Regions from separate parts of the Homo sapiens genome. Here region 1 is linked to region 2. The links are chromatin loops, found by intact Hi-C in ENCODE. Cell type or tissue: heart right ventricle. All regions are shown on one strand. Each heading gives the region's core, and the rest is flanking DNA. Links, peaks and the distances in the headings are about the cores only.

Evidence for each region. Hi-C counts contacts between places; a loop is a spot of excess contacts. Peaks named below come from ENCODE experiments on the same cell type or tissue, not always from the same donor. Only the 100,000 strongest peaks of a DNase experiment are listed, where the experiment ranks them.
Region 1: it touches region 2 in a loop (31-fold over the local background); 3 of 110 quality-filtered maps call a loop at or near these places.

Annotation. Positions count from the first base shown.
Region 1 is chr7:153,471,597-153,476,184 of GRCh38, reverse strand. No RefSeq gene overlaps it. Among named protein-coding and RNA genes, the nearest start is that of LINC01287, 62 kb to the right of the region's middle. In heart right ventricle, for the core only: no CTCF peak of the experiment used is centred there; no DNase peak of the experiment used is centred there; H3K27ac peaks cover 631 bases.
Region 2 is chr7:153,386,720-153,391,307 of GRCh38, reverse strand. LOC105375577 (a long non-coding RNA gene) reads right to left here and starts at 2,148. Exons shown (of 3, transcript XR_928187.3): 1 at 1,578-2,148. In heart right ventricle, for the core only: no CTCF peak of the experiment used is centred there; no DNase peak of the experiment used is centred there.

The DNA.
Region 1 (4,588 bases), core at 1,406-3,905, 84 kb before region 2:
CGAGAATTATCATCCCCATGCCACAGATGAGAAAACAGGTGCTCAGGGGTGAAGTACATTTCCCAGGAGCTAGCTTCTGACAGAACCCAAGCTAGAGTTCAGCTCTCCAGGCTCCTAAGCTGGTGCCTTCCCCACTAGACCACTCTACGTTCTGCATGACCAGAGTCTCCTAACCATTTCTCTCTTGGGGTAATTCCAAGTCCAAACTGTCTCTAGAGCCAGTTTTGTGTCCAGTCTGAGATACAGGACAACCCCCTCTGCTACTTTGTGTCTCAGAGTCGAGTTTGCTCTCTCTGCCTGTCCACAACCCCCTTAGAGGCAAGGCCCACTTCACAGAATCTAGTGAGGAAATGGTCTTTTGGACGTGAAGAACAGGTGGTATTTGAAAGACAAAGAGGTTTTTCCTCTCTCTTCATTAATTTGGGGGTAACCAAGTCTAAATGATGTACGCTACAAGAATTAGTTATGAGTAATGTCTCTGCCTCTGACCTCAGGCTGTGTGTGAGACGCAAAAGAAACAAGAGTGGTCAACAGAGAGCTCCAGGTACCCAGACACTGTCGGGAGAGACAGCCCCCTCCCCTTTGCCAGTGGATGCCCTTGACCTCATTAAAAATAAGAAGAGGCAGAAATCAGACCAGTGGTAGCCTCAGCCCTACAGTCTGCTAACATTAGCAGGAGCTCCAAAAGCCTCCCCACCGCTCAGTTTCTTGGCCATAAACTTCTAGGGAGGGGCCTGAGACAGCACGCTACATTAAAAATCCATCAGCCACAGAAATTATTTTTAGCAAATTGATAACTTCATGGAGAGTTGGGAATACTACACAGAGGGCTGCAAAGGTGACAGGCACAACCAGGTCAAATGGATGTCAGTAATTTTACATGGCAAGCTGAGAAGTGCACTCAAGAGAGATTGCATTCACATCCCAGCTGTGCAAAATTTAGGCAAGCTATTTAACTTTTCCATGCTTTAAGTCCCACATCCGCACAGCTACATTGCAAAGGTCTGAAGAATATGAATAAAATATATAAAATGCTTAGGATAGTATCCAGCTCTTCAAGGGCACCCAATACATGGTAGCCAATAATCGTAAACGGTAAATCAATGTACATATTCTCTGTGCTTTCTTATTGGTCTACATAAAATTTCTGACCTAGAGGTGGAATGTTGTTAACCCTATATTAGGACTCTGTTTATAGGATTTTCTCAGCTCCTGTACTTAGCACACATGGTCTGACTTTCATAGCACGGTGGGGAAAAGCACACAGCCCAAGCTTCTCTCGTAGGAGTATGCATGTGTGGGCACTCTGAAACATTTAGTGGAAATATGGGCAAGAAATGGAAGACTGTGGGGGAGAGGAGGAGACTAATTTCTTTTATTCCTAGGCATCCCTGGTCATGGAGTCAGAACAAGGTTCCAGTTGAAGACAGTGTCTCCACCCTCTCAGTATCTCAGTTTATTAACCATGATTGATTTGGCTGTAAAAGTAGCCAACAGAGTAGCTGGGGACCCCTTATACAAAGCTACTACTTTGATTTTCCAATTGGTTTTAAATCCCAAATGTAGAGAAACCTTGGCTGGGCAGGGCCCAGGAGCAAGGTGAAATTGCTACAGTCATTTGGAAAGTTAAGAGGGTTTAGTGCTCTCTGGTTGAGCTGTAAAGCCCTCCCCCTGTGAGTGCTGACTGAGGTAAGAGAGTGGGAGAGATGTAAATAATTTGTGGCCAGAGAGTGGAAAATGGTGCTTTGAAAACATGTCTGCAATGTGCACAGAGCACAAGTGTTTGCTCACTCTCTGAGGTCCTGCAGTGTCCACTGTTGCAACCTCTGACCTTCAAAGGCAAGGAATTCTATTACAGTACTTACCTCTTATCCAAATGGGAGATGTTCCTAGACCCCCAGTGGTTGCCTCAAACTGCAGACAGTACCAAACTCTCTATATGCTGTTTTTCTTATACATACCTATAATAAAGTTTAATTTACAAGTTAGGCACAGTTAAGAGATTCAAAATAATAAATAATAATAAAACAAATATAACAACCTACTTTGATAAAAGTTATGTGAATATAGCTGCTTTATCTCTGAAAATATTTTAACATTTTCAGATCATGGTGAACTGCAGGTAACAGAAACTGAGGAAAGTGAAACAATGGATTGGAGGGGGCGACTTCTGTACTTGGGAACAGAAAGGAGGGATGTAGATGTTTTATTTATTTATGTTTATTGCTTTAGAAAAAATGCAAGATGATGTCTTAACAACCTTCACTATTTTTTGTGCTAAGCACCATGGGGGCTAAAAAGAGATACAGTTCCTTCCCTCAGTGCTCTTAGGATTTCTAGAGTGGGAGAACTGGGTGATTTGTTTCTTTTGTTCACATCTTCAGCAGTTCACTCACCTGACCTGCACTTGGACCTACTCAGTTGACAAGATTGTGAGTCTGATCCCACAACAGATAAGACGTGGGATCTTGAGGGGAGGTAAGAGAGTGGGAGAAATGTAAATAAATTATGGCCAGAGAGTGGAAAATGGTGCTTTGAAAACATGTCTGCAAATTTTTTATATTTCTTCCATTAACAAGGCGCTCTAATTTCCCTTTCTTTGAATACAGGTCATCTTAGTGACTCACTTCTAATGAGAGAAGCTGGTAGAAGGAACCCTGAATGACTTCCAAGGTCAGGTCTTAAAATGATACAGCTTCTGGCTGGTTCCCTCTCCCTTTTTGGACGCTTGACCTTGGAACCTGGCAGCTGTTGAGCAGACTTCACCAGGCAAAATTGTTGGGAGTTCTGACTAATCCTATAATAAGATGTGTTAGTCAGGGCTCTCCAGGGGAACAGAAAGCAACAGGAGAGATAGGTAGGTAGGTAGGTAGGTAGACAGACACACAGACAGACACACAGGCAGAAACATAGAGAGATGATAGATAGAGGCTGGCAAGTTCACAATCTGCAGAGTCAATGATCCAGTCTGAGTCTGAAGAGCAGCAGCTGCTGTAGAAAAAGGAAGAGCTGATGCCCCAGTTTGAAGGCCACCAGGCAGGGAGAATTCTCTTTTACTAGGGGAAGGGTCAACCTTTTGTTCTGTTCAGGCAACTGATTGAATGAAGTCCTTCCACATTAAGGAAGACAACCTGCTTTACTCAGTCTGCTTGTCCAAATGTTAATCTCTCCCAAAAACACCCTCAAAGCACACCCACAAGAATGACCAAATGTCTGGGGACTGTGGCCCCACCAAGTTGAAACAAATAGTTAACCGCCACCCAAGATGTATCAGGTTACTCTGCTGACCACAGGATCCAAAAAGACTCAAGAAAAATCCAGCTGTCTTAGATGCCTGTACCAAGCAAGACACTTTTTCTCCTGGATCTTTTCTCTGGTCACATTTTCCATGTGGTCTCCCTACCATGACTTTGTTGTCAGTGCTTAACCCTGCCTGATCCACACCACTGAGCTTCGTCTATGTATCTTCCAGCTGGCACCGCTGACTGGCCAACGCAAAGGCAACACGAACGGAACTGAGTTTTCCAGGACAGTGATTCCTAAATGGACAGGAAAGTCCTATCCTTATAAGTGATATTCTTTATGGTGGTGCTTTGTTTCTGGCTGATTCCCAGCGGTATCACTCACTCACTGTGAACCTTCGCTGTGGCTGTTCTTGGCTCAATACCCCAGCAACCATTCGCTCTTTGCCGGTGGAAGCACTTAACCTTCAGCCTCAGACCGAGGGTCTAATCCTGTCCTTGGAGAGTGAAATCTCAGAGTCCTGGACCATAGTATCAGGGACTCAGTTCAACTGTGGTGCTTCCTCCCTTTTGATACTATACCCCTTAATCTGCCTTTCTGCCATATCCTTAGAGAGCAGGCCACACGAAACACCAGTTTCTGTAGGTCCTTAACTCGCCTTCTGGGCACTGAGGCTCTCTCTTTCCTTTAAGCACTGGCCATCACCCTTTCCTTAAGGCCTGAGGTCTTACATGGCTGTTTTTTCCCCAATACATTTTTTTTTTTTTTTTTTTTTTTTTGGAGACAGAGTCTTGCACTATCTCTCAGGCTGGAGTGCAGTGGCACGATCTCAGCTCACTGCAACCTCTGCCTCCTGGGTTCAAGCGATTCTCATGCCTCAGCCTCCCAAGTAGCTGGGATTACAGGTGCACGCCACCATGCCCTACTAATTTTTGTATTTTTAGGAGAGATGGGGTTTTGCCATGTTGGCCAGGTTGGTCTCAAACTCCTGACCTCAGGTGATCCGCCCACCTTAGCCTCCCAAAGTGCTGGGATTACAGGCATACCCAATACATTTTTAATGCTTGGAATTCTATTTGGGAAATGTATTCTTTGTGAATTGGTCCATACTCTCTTCCTGATGCCAATGACCCCTTTGAAGGAATTTCTCTTTTCTCCTAACATTGAGACATGTTGCTCCTCTCCGCACTGCCCTCATGCCTCGCTGCCGTGCACACCATGGAATCCGCTCATCTGACCTTGCACCTCGGGCTGAACCCTTCTGCTGGGAGCAGCGAGAGCACCCAGAGCACGTCCCGGCTCACAGTGCTCACTCTAAATGCTGCCGAGAGAACCAGTCAGAGGA
Region 2 (4,588 bases), core at 843-3,342:
ATGGTCCCATGGATGCACAAGGCCATTTCAGAACACACACAGAGAAAACAGGAGAGTAGATGGTGCAGGGTCTTGGAAAAGAGCTGATTTTAGTTGAAAGGGCAGAGGAAACCCCAGACATTGCATGTCTTAAGCTTTAACCCTACCACTCTCGTGAGTCTCCTGTCCAGGAGGGCCATTAGTGTCTCAGGTCTACTCAGTGCAGACTCCAAGGTCCTTCCCCACCCAGTAGGCCACCCATCAGAGTGAGCTGAGAGATCAGTCAGGGGGAGCAGAACCACTGTGGCCAAGAGGAATCATTTTGGGGGTTGGTTAGTAAGCAGGAGAGTGAAAGGGGAGAGGGAACCCACGAAAGGGGGTTGAATGCATCCATCCAAAGCAGGTGAGGTATGGAGATGTCTTCCCAATAGGGAATGCATCTGAGTCATGGCATCAAAGTATGTTAGCAATGGTGAATCCATACAGGTCTGCAGCAACTCAGTTCTTACCTCCTCAGAAGAAAGAATTTGACCAGGGGACATAAGGCAGAGTGAGAGACCAAGGAAAGTTATAGAGCAGAAGTGCAAGTTTATTAAAAAGTTTTAGAGCAGGAAAGAAAGAAAGTAAAGTATACTTGGAAGAGGGCCAAGCGGGTGACTTGAGAGATTCAAGTGTGCTGTTTGACCTTTGACTTGGGGTTTTATACATTGACATGTGTATTAGTCCATTCTCACACTGCTATAAAGAACTGCCCAACATTGGGTAATTTATAAGGAAAAGAGGTTTAATTGACTCACCATTCCACATAGCTGAGGAGGCCTCAGGAAACTTACAATCAAGGTGGAAATTGAAGAGGCATGTCTTACATGGTGGCAGGCAAGAGAGAGTGAGTGTATGAAGGAGGAACTGTCAAACACTTATAAAACCATCAGCTCTCATGAGAACTACTCACAATCACCAGAACAGCATGGGGGACTCTACTCCCATGATCCAATCACCTCCTACCAGGTCTCTCCTTGAAATGTGGAGATTATGGGGATTACAATTCAAGATGAGATTTGGGTGGGGACACAAAGCCTAACCATATCAACATCTTTTCTCCCCTGATTCTTCCACTGGGGTGGGCTCTCCACATGCACAGTGGCCTGCCAGCACTTTGGAGGGGCTGCATGCACAGTGTGTTTACCGAAGTTGTGCACATGCTCACTAGAGGTGTTCTTCCCTTACCAGTCAAGTGTTCCTAGATAAAGGTAATACACCATCAAACTCCATCATTTTGCCTCTTAGTGCACATGCTTGAGCCCATCCACCCAACTCCTGAGATCTTATTGGGAAGCTGTTGATCATCAGCTTCAGGTGTTTTCTATCTATTGTGAGGCTGCCTTTCCCTGACACTGGCTGAGACCAATTATTATTTTAGAGAGACAATTTAACAACCACCTGACCCATCACCTGATGTTCGCCTGACATTCCTGGGTTGGAGGGGGGCCCTCTTCTGCCCTGCTTATGCCTGCCTACCTACCTACTCTAACATAACCATGTAACAATTCTGCCTCTGTTTCCACATTTGTAAAACAAAACAAAAAAATACCACCTACCTTGTGAGAGTAAGGGTCAAAAAACTCCTTAAAGGGTCAGAAAACTGGAAGCCCCTGATGTTTTACATGAAGATGCACAGAGAAGCAACCCCCACCAGGCATGCTGGTGCCTTTCCTTCTCCAGGCACTTCTCATTCAAGCCACAGAGGGCATCTCTATTTTTAGTCCTGTCTCCTAAGGGATCACGATGAAGTTATTTTTTATCTCAGCAAGTTGGCTCAATCTTACAGTCCCATGCATGGTGCCATTGATGGAAGCCTTGTGGGAAGTGGATGTACGCTCCCTGACTCATTCCCTCCCTGTCTTTGGCTCATCTTTCACTAACAAGTTCAGGCAGAGTCCTTGGACATCATTCAGAGAGAACCAGAGCTAGCATATAACACTGATCCTAGTCGTGTGTGATTTCATTAAAGAAATGTACCACTTGGTCTCTTCATGGCTAACTCCCCAGCTTGTATAAATTGCATAGTCACATGCCATTCAGAGAGCCATTCTGAATGCATATTTGTTACAGGAAGAACTTGGGATGGTAACATCCCCTGCAAACTGGGAAGGAGCCAAGAGACCAAAGAATGACTCCATCAAGTCCAGCTTGATAAGTAAATGAGTTTATTGGGACCTACATCCAGGGCTCTCCTGGGTGGCAGCAAGACAGCTCTAGAGATCCCCACTGCCTGCTGTCTTTAAGTTGCTTTTAAGCTAATTTTCTGGCTCTTTGCCGTGTGTGTGTGTGTGTGTGATAGGACTATTTTTCTTGGTATATTACCAGGTACACTTCAGTATGTTTGAGTTCTCAGGAATGAACACCTGCTCCTTGTCTGGGTACCATGGCCTTGGCTCACCACCTGGCCTTCAGGGTCCAAGCCATGGACATATGGACAAATGCCCTTAAGCAGCCTGGTGGGGACCTGTCACACTACAACATTGGTGCTGCTGCTGCTCCTGGTGGAGGGTGGGTTGGTGTGGGGACAGGAGGTGCAAAGTGACAAAGCCTCATGCCTACCCATGCCAAGAGGCCCTATCTGTCTCCAACCAAGTGCCCAGGACCTCCCAGATAAGGAACATAGCTTCTTTAAAAGGGCAGAAACTTGTCAGTTAGTCATATTTATTTTCAAATTCTAGTTCTAACACTTGATAGCCATGTGATATTGGGCAAGTTACTTATGAGCATCAGTTTTCTCCTTTGTAAAATAGAACTCTCATAGTTCACATGGTACCTGATATGGTCTGGCTGTGTCGCCACCCAAATCTCACCTTGAATTGTAGTTCCCATAATCCCCACGTGTTGTGGGAGGGACCCAGTGGGAGGTAATTGAATCCTGAGGGTGGTTACCCCCATGCTGCTGATCTCCTGACAGTGAGTGAGCTCTCATGAGGAACTTTTCCCACTTTTGCTCACCACTTCTCCTTGCTGCCTCTATGTGAAGAAGGACGTGTTTGCTTCCCCTTCTGCCATGACTGTTAGTTTCCTGAAGCCTCCTCAGCCATGCTGAACTGTGAAAATAAGAAAACCTCTTTCCTTTATAAATTACCTAGGCTTGGGTATGTCTTTAATAGCAGCGTGAGAACAAACTAATACAGTACCATTATCAAAGTTTGCATTTACATCAACTTTTCTAGAATAATTTCTGGAACAAAGCCTATGTTCACCAATTTCCTACCATCCTCTGTTGTCTAGGGACTAAAACTTTAATGTCATCAGCACCCCCACTGGGCTTCCCCACAGGTCCCAGGAATCAAGCCTGGATGGCTCCCTTTTTCTGCTGCCCCCTTCATTCCCACAAGACATGCAGGTGACTCAAGCTAATAGGACAACCGTCATGCCATTCTCCATGAGCATATGCATTTTATCACAATGTTTTTCCAAACATCCTCCCATCCTCTTGCATTCTCTCCTCATCCTTCTCATCTCTCCTTCTCTCAAATGATCCTCCATGCTCCCATTTCTCAGGCTTACAAACTCAGAGTCAACTGTAAATCTCTCCCATCTCTTCACTCAGTGCTCAGGCCCTGTCACCAATAGCATCTTCCCTTATGTCACCCATTTTTCTATTTCCAGTGCCACCATAATCCCAGGAAAATCCCTGGCCAAGGGCCCACTTAGGGAAGGCTGGTGAAGCCAAGTGGGGGCACTGGGCTCAAGTCTTTCCATTCCTGGGGGCCCCATAGGACAGGTGCCCCACTTGGGGGTGAAAGTGTGTGGAAGGGTGAGGATTTGTAGAAGAGAAGCAATAAAGGAACCTGAAAACAAGCAAGGAAGGGAAGGGAGAAATGAGATAAACAGAGGAGGCCAGAAGACAAAGAGATTGCAATGAAATCATTTTTGAGCCTTCAAATGTTCTTCCTAAAATCTATTCCAACCCTCAAGCAAATAGATGCATGAGAATTTAATGTTGAAACTCAAGCAGGAGCATGTGCTGAAAGGCAGAATGGGTCTAACTTAGTGGAATCATCATTTACATTTTTAGGAGTAATCCAAACTCTACAATTTAAAAGACAAAGAATTAAAATAAGGTCAAAATTTATCTTTTCTAAATTGTAGATTTTGTATGGTAAATACCTAAATTGTACCTTGATGCTTTTGCTTCCACATAAAAGGTGAAAATCGTTTCCTTCAGATCATTTTTTTCTTAATAGCAGCTTTCACACTGACAGAAAGAGGACATTTCTTACCCCATTCAGTAAGAAAGGAAGAGTAAATGGCATTCTCAAAGAAGGCGGAAATAGAACCTTTGGAAAATTGCCTTAATAGCAGGCTATGAGTTTGGGCGATGAAGAGGGGTGACCTCAGCCTCCCCGACCTGCCGGTCTGCTGCCCCCACCCTCCCACCCAGCTCCAATTTCACAAAACGACTCATGTTCCCCAAATACCCTGCACTCTACCTGCCTTTTCTCCAGTTGCACGAGGGCTGAGATCGTCACAAGTAAAAGACACCTGCTGCTTGTCACCCTCGTCCTAGGCATCCTGCAAGGACGTTCACAATGCCAGCTGCTCAGTGACGTCTTCCCCG